Regions from separate parts of the Homo sapiens genome. Here region 1 is linked to region 2. The links are chromatin contacts, found by Hi-C in ENCODE. All regions are on one chromosome and are shown on one strand. Each heading gives the region's core, a stretch centred on a gene start or an enhancer-like site at or near the end of the contact. The rest is flanking DNA. Distances are from core to core; before and after follow the strand shown. Region 1 overlaps MSRB3-AS1 (MSRB3 antisense RNA 1). Region 2 has its middle 5.8 kb from the start of LINC02425.

The links. A loop is a pair of places that touch in the nucleus more often than their neighbours do. Pooled maps may share reads with other maps.
Region 1: a loop to region 2 is called in a map of chondrocyte, with 8 times the contacts of the local background. The contact joins two enhancer-like sites. A Hi-C loop is called at or near these places in 2 of 168 maps with a recorded cell type or tissue (ascending aorta and chondrocyte) and 2 of 50 pooled maps.

Annotation. Positions count from the first base shown.
Region 1 is chr12:65,534,328-65,540,155 of GRCh38, reverse strand. All of the region lies in intron 2 of MSRB3-AS1 (MSRB3 antisense RNA 1), which reads left to right. Among named protein-coding and RNA genes, the nearest start is that of LINC02454, 66 kb to the left of the region's middle. RefSeq lists an enhancer at 2,676-3,875. Within about 2 kb of position 3,060, at least 9 of the 41 ENCODE cell types and tissues checked have a DNase peak (open chromatin) inside an H3K27ac peak, as active enhancers do.
Region 2 is chr12:66,033,705-66,039,936 of GRCh38, reverse strand. It overlaps the pseudogene RPL21P18. Among named protein-coding and RNA genes, the nearest start is that of LINC02425, 5.8 kb to the right of the region's middle. Within about 2 kb of position 3,341, at least 9 of the 41 ENCODE cell types and tissues checked have a DNase peak (open chromatin) inside an H3K27ac peak, as active enhancers do.

The DNA.
Region 1 (5,828 bases), core at 1,811-4,310, 500 kb after region 2:
GGATATATTTTAGCAGGAACAAAATTTAACCCAGAAAAAAAGAATGAAGTGCAAGAAGCATTGATGAAAAAAGAAACATATGGAGAAATTTAGGTAAGCATTGTTGGTGGAAATGCAATGCCCTATCAGCAATAATACAGATGAGGGAGAGTCAATTTGGTCTTAAGAAGTCCTGAGGTACTTGTCTAATTCAGAGGAAAAAGAGACATTGACAAACTTCACACTGAAAATTATGTCATAAATGTAACAGGGTAAAATATGCTAATTGAAAACAATAGTATTTTCTAGTCTGTTAACCAATCATTTCTGAATCCTTTGAGATATTTTTAAAAAATATGGATTTCCATCCCCCTAGATGGTTCTCATTAAGTGTATTTTGAGTAAGCCTCTGCTTCTGTTATTTTTTACTCCACAACCCACACCCACTAATTTTGCTGAGCAGTCATAGTTGTGACAAACTCGGTCAGTGGGGCACACATCTGGGTTCTTCCTCCTTGGGTCTCCAAGATGCAGGGACAAGCTGTAAGCCAGAACACTCTGTAGAAACCAGTGCGCCATAAGGAGAAGCTCCCTGGGCAAGTGTCCTGAGTTCGTAACAGGGAAAGTCTTTTTATTCTCCCTGGCACTTAATGTTTTTTCAGGTGATAGGTTTGAGGAGGTAATTTAGTAGATCCCAATAATCGGAAACAAATTGTTTTGAAGTGACGATTTAAATTGGGTATTGGCAGGAATTAAATATTTAGGCATAATGAGTATAATTGAGTATCAGGAAGTGTTTTTTACAATGATGTAATAACTGTTGGCATTCTGTGTGTAATAGCAGGAAGGTTTAAGTGTTTGAAGTGTTTGAACAGCCACTGCTTGTGAGAAAGTGCTTTTAGAAAATATGTAAAAGTTATTAGCTCCCTTTTTAGCCTGTGTGAGAAGCAAAAGTCAATGCCTGAAAGTCCCACGAAAATACAGCTTGGCTCTGACTAAAATTCTATGTCACTTACTGGATCCTTGAGTAAAAGTCTCATGACCTATTTATAAAGAATTTCAATTGGTGGGGCCCAACTTCCCCAAACTCAGCAATAGATGCCCTACAAATGAAGAGGCATGCAAGGCCTACATGAAAATGCAAATCCACTTCTTTTTTTATACTGGTATACTGAATTTGGGAGATTTTTTAAAGTGTTTAGTGTGTTATACTAAAGCCCTCCCTCTTTATTTGAAGACCTTGGAGTATGGAGCAGTTGGAATTTAGAAACCATGACCTTTGCCTATAGGGTTGAGATTAGAGAAGAATGACCCCTCAGTTCTTCCCATTGTAAGCAACCCTAAAAAAGCAAAGTCCTGCCAATTCAATCACAATGTATTGCTATTACTACTATGAGTGTTTCTGCTCTCACCAGACTCTGAATACCTCAAGAGTGGGAGATTGGTCTTGCCAATCAGAGAAGCTCCAGGGCTAGCCTAGTGCCTGGCACATGGTGAGTACCCAATAAATTTATGTTTTTGAGTGAGAGTGAATGAATGAAGCCCCCAGGTCAATGTGCTTATCGTTATCTCAGAAAAAAAAAATTATTTCCTCTCCTCTTTAGTAACCTTCTGCCCTGTGTAGCTTGGGCTAGTTCAGGACTTGGTTCATATAGATCTGTGCTTTCCAATATGGTAGCCACATTTGGCTATTTATACTTAAATTAATTAAAATTAAATAAAACTTCAGTTCCTCATCACACTAAACACAGTTTAAGAGCTAATAGCCACATGTAACTAATGGCTACCTGTATCCAACAGCATAGCTATAGAACATTTCCATTATTGCAAAAAGTTCTATTAGATAGGGCTAGTAAGACTCCTAACTGAGACCCCTGGAGCTCTTCACCCATCTCTGACTCTACTAGTTATTAATTGTATGACTGGGTGAATCACTCAACTTCACATGTGCGAGCTGTTCCCTCTGCCTGAAGCACTCTTCCTGCCTGTGGTATCCTAGTTAATTACTTCTCATCTTTTAAGTCTCAGCCCAATCATTATATCCCCAACTAGGTCAAGGCCTTTCATAGTACCTTGTCCAATTCCTTGTCAAGGTTGACATTTTATGTATTTTTATGTGACTACTTGATTAATATCTGTCTCTCAGATCAAATTGTTAAGTTTGGAAGGACAGGAGCATGTCTGGTTTTGTCCAGCATTGTATCTCCAATGCCTAGCAGAGTAAGTGGCATGTAGTGAGGGCACAATATTTATTGTACAAATCAATGAATAAGCCATCAGTGTCTTTGCCACAGCCACTGCAAGTGATTGGTGCTCTGCTGGACTGATACTCAGCTGAGACACTCAGGTAAGGTCACATATTTTTCACAGGATCGTCCTTTCAATTGCTCTCAATGTTCATTACCTTTCCTTTTTGCTTATGTTAAATATTCCTAACAGCACTCCTGCTGGTTCACCAGCACGGTTAAGACTTTCAAAGTGAATAAATTGACCGTGCCAGTTGAACATTCACAAAGTTGGAGATGAGCACAGCATTCCATTTAGGCTTTGAAACAGACACTATTAACCTTTGTATCTAGAAGCCACTCATCCAAACTCTTCATCAAGTCAGAAACCTGACACTGATATCCTGAATGGTTTTCTGGAAACTCCCTACTTCCAGGGTTTAACATCCAGCCCCACTCTCAGGATTATATATGGGAAGTTAGAAAACATATACGTCAATGCTCAAAAATTCTATTAATAGCCACATTTCTTCCAAGTGCCCCAGAGGTTTGCAACTGTCTGAGCAATCCTGAACATCATCCTAAGTCTCTTGTTTTAGTGGAAACTACAGGAAATGGGGGTAGTTCCAGCTGAATGTCCCCTCAAGTGTTCAGGTCTGCACATACCACAACCGCTGAGTACAGGCAGACCAAAACAGCAACAGAAAGGTCCGCCCACTTGAGCTCCTGTGAGCCTTCACGTCTGAGTTCATGTGGCTCTCACTCAGAAGCGGAAGTGGAAAACCAAATAAAGTCAACTCCATGGAGGTCCTGGGGACTTAACACTGAGCAGCCACACGAATACCAGAGTGATGCATCATGATTCATGTTATTACAATAAATGCCTAAGAAAGAAATAAGGATTTGGCACTTAGTATAAAGCATTGGCAAGACAGCTCAAAGTTTTCTGCCTGTTGTAAAGCATAGCCTGGGACATTTTCTTTCATTGAGCAATATGCATTAGCAATGTTATCTAGGGTAGTAAAGGAGTTACTCATAAAGCTTTATTAAGTGATGTCAAGACTCCTTCCTCCCTGCGTTCTTTTCTTCTCTGGGACAGGCTATAGAAAAGACATTAAGTTTTTATTTTCATTTTTTTCCCAGTGTGTCTATGCCAGCCTGATATTAGAGGATGAAACACATACCTAAAGGATTAACAATCTAGAAATCACCTTTCCCAAAGTGATTCACATTGGGAAAGAAGTGCTGAAAAGCAAAACAGGTACCCTCTTGACTTAATACTGTTCATATTAACAGAATAGGCTCTGTAAAATACAGAAACAAGTCACGTCAGAGAGCATTCTTTACAGCAACATTTAGGGAATAATGGGGAAAAAACGAACTCCAGCTAGTTCTCTAGGTCTTCATGAGCAATGGAAAGGGTGTGATGCCTCACCAGGAAAGGGTTTTTTTTTACTTAGAAAAACAAAATAATTAAACTTTCATCTCCACGGTGGCTCAGCCAGCTGGTGGTGGCCCAGCAAACACATCCATGCTGGTGCATTTATGATGGACATATCATTGCTGCCAAATCAACTGTGTGATGACTTGTGTCACTCTTCAAGGCAGCTGACATACATAGGGAAGGTGTAGGCTATTTATCTTATACACAGAGTGAACACCTCCCTTGTGGATGGCCTGATGGGGTGTATTCTTGGTTTAGAATCAAAGACTTGAAAGGGACCTTGGGAAAAATTCATCTTCTTTTCTCCCTTCTAATGTGAGAGTTGCCTAGACAGCATCTCCCACAGTTTTGCCGATCTACATTCTCAATCAACATGAGTCAGAGGAGAGATCAAGGAGAAGAGGAACATATTTGGAGGGCAATGGCTGTCCACTGCAAAGAAAGGCCTTCCACCTTCTCTCCCCAGGGTTCCCCACTTCCTCATGGTCTTGCCTGCTTCTAGGTTTTTGCATGTGCGGTTCTTTCTACTTAAGACCCACTCCACCTCCAATTCATCAACATCCTTGCCTGGCTAATTCCTACTTTCCTTGTAGGCCATCCCTTCTGCCAAGAAGCCCTCTCTGACTTGGCAAGATTAGTTCAGGTGCTGCCACTCCTCTGACTCTTCCCACTAGGGTGACCAACTGTCTGTTTGCTTGGGACAGAAAGACTTCCTGGAATGTGGGCTTTTAGTGTTAAAATCAAGATAGTCCTGGACAAATCAGAACAGTCACCCCACCTCCCGTGTTCCCTGTGCTTACCTTCCTCAGACTTAGCATCTTCTATTGTCACTGCCAGTTTGCTTTTAGAACTTTAGACTGTCAGTTCTCTGAGGGCAAGGATGGTGCCATTCATCTCTGTAATCCTGCTAGCAAAGGTCTGACACATGAACAAGTAACCAAAAGCCACAACTGCAATAGCTCCTCAGTGCTAGATGAATGAATGAATGAATGAATGAATGAATGAATGAATGTAAAATCCACATCTTTTTCCAAGAGGTCTCTCATTCCTGCTTCTTGCCTTTGCAGTCCTTCCTTAAATGCAGGCATGGCTCCTAAGATGTGCTGTGGTACCTCCCCAGCCAGCACCCAGAACAGCTCATGTGCGCTTGCCAGAGGCTCCTACATATAAATAAGGCACTCTTCTTCCCTACTCCCAGCCATCATTTACCCGTAGTTACTAGCATAAAACTAAGGCCTAGGAAACATTTTTATTATTGCTCATTTCTTTGGCTACCATTAATTGAGAGTGTATGTGTCAAGGACTATGCTAGGTCCTGTCATTCATTTTTAGATACAATACACCATTTTCCAGATAAGGACTCTGTAGCTCAGAGAGTTAAACAACTTGCTCAAGGTCCCAGTGTAATAGAAGATATGGTTACAGGTGACCGGGGCTAGAACCCAAGCCGAAACTTGACTCTGAGCTTATGCTTTTAGCCACTACCCTCTACCGCCAGATGCTTCCTGTAGCTCTGTGGGGAGTCAGTCCAGGGAAGACTTTTCTGTCCAGTCCACAGCACGGTAAATTGAGGCAAGGGAAACACAGGGCCTGTTTCTTCGTCCCTTGTCCATTACCTAGACTGTGCCTGGCCCCTTTTGGTTGAAAGGAAGCATGGTTCAGAAGAGTGTACCACTGAACTTCAGGGAAGCCTGACGCAGAGGTCTTTTGAGAGAACTGAATAAACAGCTGATAAAACAGGAAGGCTCTCAACCCTTTTATCTGATGATAACTTCGAAGCTGCGATGGAGCAAGGGTAGTCCTTCTGACCAAGGTAGCAAAGCCAGACAGTGGCACCGACAGGCCTGCAGCCCTAATCCCCTGACTTCCTGCCCATGTTTTCTCCCCACTTTCTACCCCCATTCTACGACTATAAAAAACACACAAGGCTCTCTTTACCACATTCCTCAGGTTTTAAAGCCACTGCTCCCGCTGTCCTGCCTCCCCACTCCTAATACTTTTTTCTTTCTTTTTAACATTTGAGGAAGAAAATGTTATGGTTAACTGCATTTGAATTCCACAATGTCACTGTAACATGTAATAAATACCTTTTATTATTTATTACCAAAATGCTTAGGGGCTGTGGAAGACTAAAGGCTATTCTGTTCTTTCTGATGCAGCTCTAACAAGTATATTCCAGT
Region 2 (6,232 bases), core at 2,092-4,591:
AAATGTAAAAATGAGCCTTTCATGAATCAAACTGATCTGCCACGAAATCCAATGTTCTTTAAAGAAGAGAACACAATCCAGCACCCAATAAAATAAAATTAACGATATCTGTAATTCAAATAGTAATTTGTAGATATACCAGAAAGTGTAAAAATGTGATTTATAACAAGAGAGAAATTAATCAGTAGAAATAGATCAAGAAATGACAGAGATAATGGAATTAGTAGGCAAGGACCTTAACAAAGTTTATCCTATGTTTAAGGATGTAAAAGAGAACATAAACACTATGAATAGGGAGTAAAACATATTAAAAAGACCCAAATGAAACTTATAGAGATGGAAATATGAAATAAAAAATAAGCTGGATAGGATTACCAGCATCTTATATGATGCAGAAGAAAAAGTCACTGTACCTGAAGACATAGCAATAGTAACTATCCAAAATGAATCACAGGTTGGAAAAAAAAAAAAAGGCCAGGCACGGTGGCTCATGCCTGTAATCCCAGCACTTTGGGAGCTGAGGAGGGTGGATCACTTGAGGTCAGGAGTTTGAGACTAGCCTGGCCAACATAGAGAAACCCCATCTCTACTAAAAATACAAAAATTAGCCAGGCATGGTGGTTGGTGCCTGTAATTTCAGCTATTTGGGAAACTGAGGAGGAGAATTGTTTAAATATGGGAGGTGGAGTTTGCAGTGAGCCGAGATTGTGCCACTGCACTCCAGCCTGGGTGACCAAGTGAGACTCCATCTCAAAAAAAAAAAAAAAAAAAAAGAACAAAAAAGACTAAAAGCAAACTCACACATACAGAGAGCCCCAGTGAACTCTGGGATCTTATAAAGCCATGCAACATATGTGTAACTGGAGTCTTACAAATGTGATGTGGGTGAAACAGAAACACTATTTGAAGAAGTGGCTGAAAATTATACAAATTTTATTAAAAATGTAAACTCATAGATTCAAAAGGCTCAACAAACTCCGAACAGCAGTAATATAAAAAAATCACACTAAGGCACATCATAGTTAAATTTCTGAAATTAATGCCAAAAAGAAAATCTAAATCACAGCCAGGGAGAAAAAGATACGTTATGTACAGAGATATAAACTTGAGAATTATAGCAGGCTTCTCGTCATAAACCATGCAGGCCTAAAGACAATGGAAGGTCATCTTTTAAGTGCTGGAGAAAAACAAAAATCTGCCAGCCTGGAATTCTATACCTACTGAAGATTTTTTTAAAAGATAAAGGCAAAATAAAATTTTTTTCAGGTCAATAAAAGGCGTGTGATCGTTAAGAAATGTTAAATGTTCTTTTAGCAGAAAGAAAATGATACTAGATGGGAATTTGGACCTACAGAAAGAGATGAAGAGCACTTAAATGGTAAATATGTGAGTAAATATTTTAAAAATGGGGTTTCCCCTCATTTTTCATCTCTTTTGCATTTATTCATCCTTCTAGGAAGAAATCCCATGCTTCTTTACCACCTCTTCTTAGGTCAGGAGTGACAAACTCAACTCTCTACACAGGCTTAGATTGATAAGGTAAATGAGTAAAGTCTGTGTATGCTTATAAGGAATAGTGGAAACAGTCGCAAACTGTAGAGTGCATGTCTCATTTAAAAGGAGTATCCATTACTCAACTTCAGCTTCTAGTTGCTGGGAGGGAATTGAGCCAAACTCTTCCTTTATTTAAATGTAGCAATTAATTTAAATCAACCAAAACCCAAAACTCCATGGACTATAGTCAGCTGTTGGGCCACTAGGGTGCAATTACAATTTTAGGTATTCTTCACTTGTGCCCCTCGTAATCTCAGAGCACTGGAGAAAGGTTTAAGAGTTAAGCACTTTGACCAAAATTTTGGTGGAGTACTCTGTATTTGCATCAAAAATAATTTGGTTTACTTTGTTTAATTCAGTTGATAAGTTTATGCTATTATCCCTAATGTAAAAAAGTTCTGTAAGAGTCACATGTGTGTTAAAGCAATGTGGTACTTTGGTAGCTACAGCCTTACTTCAGTGCCTTTATTTTCGTAATAGATGAAGAAACCACAAAGCATGTCCCGCAGCTTCCCTAGGAATACCTCTCTTAATGTAATTTCACAGCGATGCATCTGTCACTGGGAAATTTTCTGTCTGAACATGAATGATGAAGGTATAGGTAGGGATCTTTCTTTTTTTTTTCTTACAGTCCTTACAGGTCTTTTTTTTTTTTTTTTAAACACCTATTATGCCATGAATTCATAGGGAATAGTTTCCAGCAGCTCAGGCTCCTTCCCATTGGTTCTCACAAAGTGTGCTTCTCTGGGTGGAGCAGACTGGGGCTTCAGTCGAACCCAGGTACCTTTCTCTTTGTCTTCTTTCTTTTTCTGATCATTTTCCTTCTCGCGTTTCAGGAAGCCATCTCGGCTTTTAGAGTGCTTAATGTGCTCAATATGCACGTTAATTCTCTTGACAAGAATCTTGCCCTTAACTTGTTTGTTTACAACAATGCCAACAGCATGCTGGGTAACTGTAGACTCTTCCAGTTTTGCCATGGTGACACTTGTGGGGCATTCCTTTTTGAAAAGTACCCATTCTCTTACATCTACAATATCACCTTTCTTATAGATTCGCATATATGTGGCCAAAGGAACAACTCCATGTTTTCTAAAAGGCCTAGAGAACATATATTGGGTGCCTGTCTTCTTTCCCTTTGTATTCGTCATTTTGGTGAATTACTGGAAGATGGTGGTTCCGGCCGAAAGGGGGATCTTTCTTTTTATTCCTTCCCAGGCTTACTTTTCTTCCCACTTCCTCCACCTACTCCTATCCCTCCACCCTGGACTTCACTTCATTCTGCGCACCTCGTCTCACCATTAAAAAATCAAATCGACAGATCAATGTTTTGGAAGCTGCCCCAATGCTCAAATGAGTAAAAATAAAATATTGATGGCGATCAACATATTGAATTCTTTATTATGTCCCAGGTAAATGACATCATGTCACTTAATGCTCACAATAATCTGATACAAGAGTACTTAAAACAATCTCCATTTCACAGATAAAAACACTGAAGCTCAAGGTTTCACAGCTCATAGGTTCTGAAATCGGACTTTGTGTTCTTACTTTCTACATCCTTGCTCCTCAAAGTATTGTCAACTGAAAGTTTACTAGAAAGGTAGTATCTCAGGCCTCACCCCAGACAACTGAGTCAGAACCTGCATTTCAGCAAGATCTCCAGGTTATTCATGGGCACATTCAAGTTTGAGAAGTCCTGTTCCACACTGCACCACCTCTTTCTGGGTGTGCCTCCTGATAGTGCCCATCCACCACTTGCCTGGAAGCCCCAACACACTTCCCAGTGTGCCCAACTTTCTCTCAAGAGTGATTTATGCAGCAAGCCTTTGCTGGTGGAATTCCATTGTGTTGACTTAAACACTCACCCCGAGATCCCTCCCTTCTTCCTACTCTCAATCCATCATCATGTCTCATTTTCTATTTTTGGACACAGCTCAGGGACATGAAGAGGGAGGGCCGGGCTTGCGGCACTGGAGGGTTGCCTGACCAATAATTTCTCCTAGTGGCTGCTTCTGGCCCCGTGTGGGCCATAGAACAGTGCTATGGGTGGGAAAGCAGGAGAAGCTTCATAGGAAATACCCGTCAAGCAAAACCTTTGGCAGAACTGAAGCCATGGAAGTTGTTATGGGTACAGAGGTCCATGGATGCTGGCAACTTTATTAAAGCTTATTTTCACACTGATATCACTCACAAGCAAAAGTCTGACCACTACATGCACTTTCGAATGAGTCCAAAAGTCTGTGGAACTGAGTTATTATAAAAATGGGTTCTCAAAATACTGTATAAAGTCAAAGTTGTTGGATAGTCAATGAAAAATAATTTTTTCAGTTAAAATAGCTCATACGCATTGGCTTTGAAATGGCAGAGGTGACAAAGGATGGTCTTATGATGTCATTCCAAGGCCCATGATGATAATAAACTATTTACTTATTTTTTCTTCTTTTCAAGAGGTACGGTGTCTCCAAGCTCTCTCCTTGCCATTTCTCTCTTTAGAAACCTTTTGTATTCATCACCCGGCTTTGGTGGGGGTCTAAGTTAAGCAGAAAAGGCTGCTGTAGAGAGATGAGAGGAATTCTTTTCTCCTGAGACATGGCCAGTTGGGGCAGAATGCTGGTGCAGAGACCAAGCTTTCTGCCAACAGAATAGAGCGTGGAACTGTAACATACTCTTTAATGTTGTTGTAACTTTATTTTCCACTTTAAAGTAATAGAAATTCTTCCTAGAAATAATGCTGTTTAGTAAAGACAGCATGGCATAGCTGACTAAAGCCATATCTTTGAGCACTTGCCAACCTTTGTAGTAAAGGGACATTTTTCATGAGCCTCCTGCATTCACAACATCAGGAAATGATGGAAATGTCTTTATCATAGAATCAAAGTGCTCAAAGGGGGCGCTGTAAGATCATTCATTTTACATATTTTGTTCTTCAAAGACAGGCAGACATCCTAATTTTTTACAGAGATGAGAGGCAGTGAGGTATAATGAAAAGAATAAGGCTTTAGGCTGATGCCAATCTTGAAATGCATCTTAATTCTATTATTTATTAACAAGACTTTGGGGGAATTGTTCAACTTTTCTGATTTTTAATATTCTTATATTTAAAAATAAGAAAAAGGACACTTTTGTCTTTTGATCCTGAAAACATGCCTGCAAGTTGATTGTAAGATAGTGAAACAATGGATTTAATATAAAAGGGGCAAGGGATCCTGTTTTGATATAAGTCTTGCTTTTTAGACACAATAGTTGAATGATTAGAATTCTAGCATCTCCCACACATTCTCTAATTTTATTTTTCTTTGTAACCGAATGTGTAGTCAACATGCTTAAGTGAGCGCCTGGCTGAGGTTAGAGACATCACTTTTAATATGTCTAATAATTATTATTCTTTTCTGTATTATATTAAGTTCATGATACTCCTGTTACTAGTATTTAAACCTTTATTATTCTATTTTCATAATTTTTAATAGAAAAATTATGACAAATTACAGTAAAATATTCAAATAATTGCACCAATATTAATCTTTGTTTGGATCACTGAATTCATAGAAGTTATTTCATAAGGGTAGTTATTGTTAATTACTGTTGTTACAAACAAATTCCAAATTTCACTGATTTAGTTTAATTTTTTTTCTCATAAAAAGTCCAGTCCAGTGGACTTTGGGAGGCTGAGGCAGGAGGATCACTTGAGTCCAGGAGTTCAAGGCCAGCCTGGACAACATAGCAAGACCCTGTCTCTACAAAAAATTAAAACATTTCCCAGCCATGGTGGCACACACCTGTAGTCCCTGCTACTTGAGGCTGAGGTGGGAGGATCACTTGAGGCCAGGAGGTAGAGGCTGCAGTGAACCATGACCATGCCACTGTACTCCAGCCTGGGCAGCAGAGGAAGACCCTGTCTCTAATCTATAGATTAGATAGATAGATAGAGAGATAGAGAGATGATAGATAGATAGATAGATAGATAGATAGATAGATAGATAGATAGAGAGATAGAGAGAGAGAGAGATAGATAATGAGAGAGAGAGAGTCCACTGGGGCTGATCTTGCTTGGGCAGCTCTTCTTTAAGTTGCCAGACTCAGGTGTCCTGGCATCTTCCCTCAGAGACTCTGTTATCCATCAGAGCCTCCCTGGGAGGCCTGTGCTGGGTCTGCTTTATTCAGCAGCCAATGAGCAAAGAGAGGGATTCTCACATCCCCTCCCCATCCCCTTCCTCCTCTTCCCTCTCCCTCCCCCTCCCCGTATCCTCCTCCTCCTCCTCCTTCTTCTTCTTCTTCTTCCTTTTGAGACAGGGTCTGACTCTGTCACCCAAGCTAGAGTGCAATGGCACAATCAGGGCTCACTGCAGCCTCCATCTCCTGTACTCAAGAAATCCTCCCACCTCAGCCTCCCCAGTAGCTGGGACTGCAAGTGCATGCCACCATGCCTGGCTAATTTTTGTATTTTTTGTAAAGATGGGGTTTTGTCACATTGCCCAGGCTGGTCTTGAACTCCTGGGCTCAAAGGATCCGCTCACCTCAGCCTCCCAAAGTGCTGGGATTACAGGTGTGAGCCACCATGCCGGCCTCTCATGGGTCTTTTTAAGGGCCAGGGCTAGAAGTACACACTTGACACTTTCTTACACTTCATTGGCCATCAATTGTCACAATATGCCATCTAGATGCAAAATGACTGGGAGAT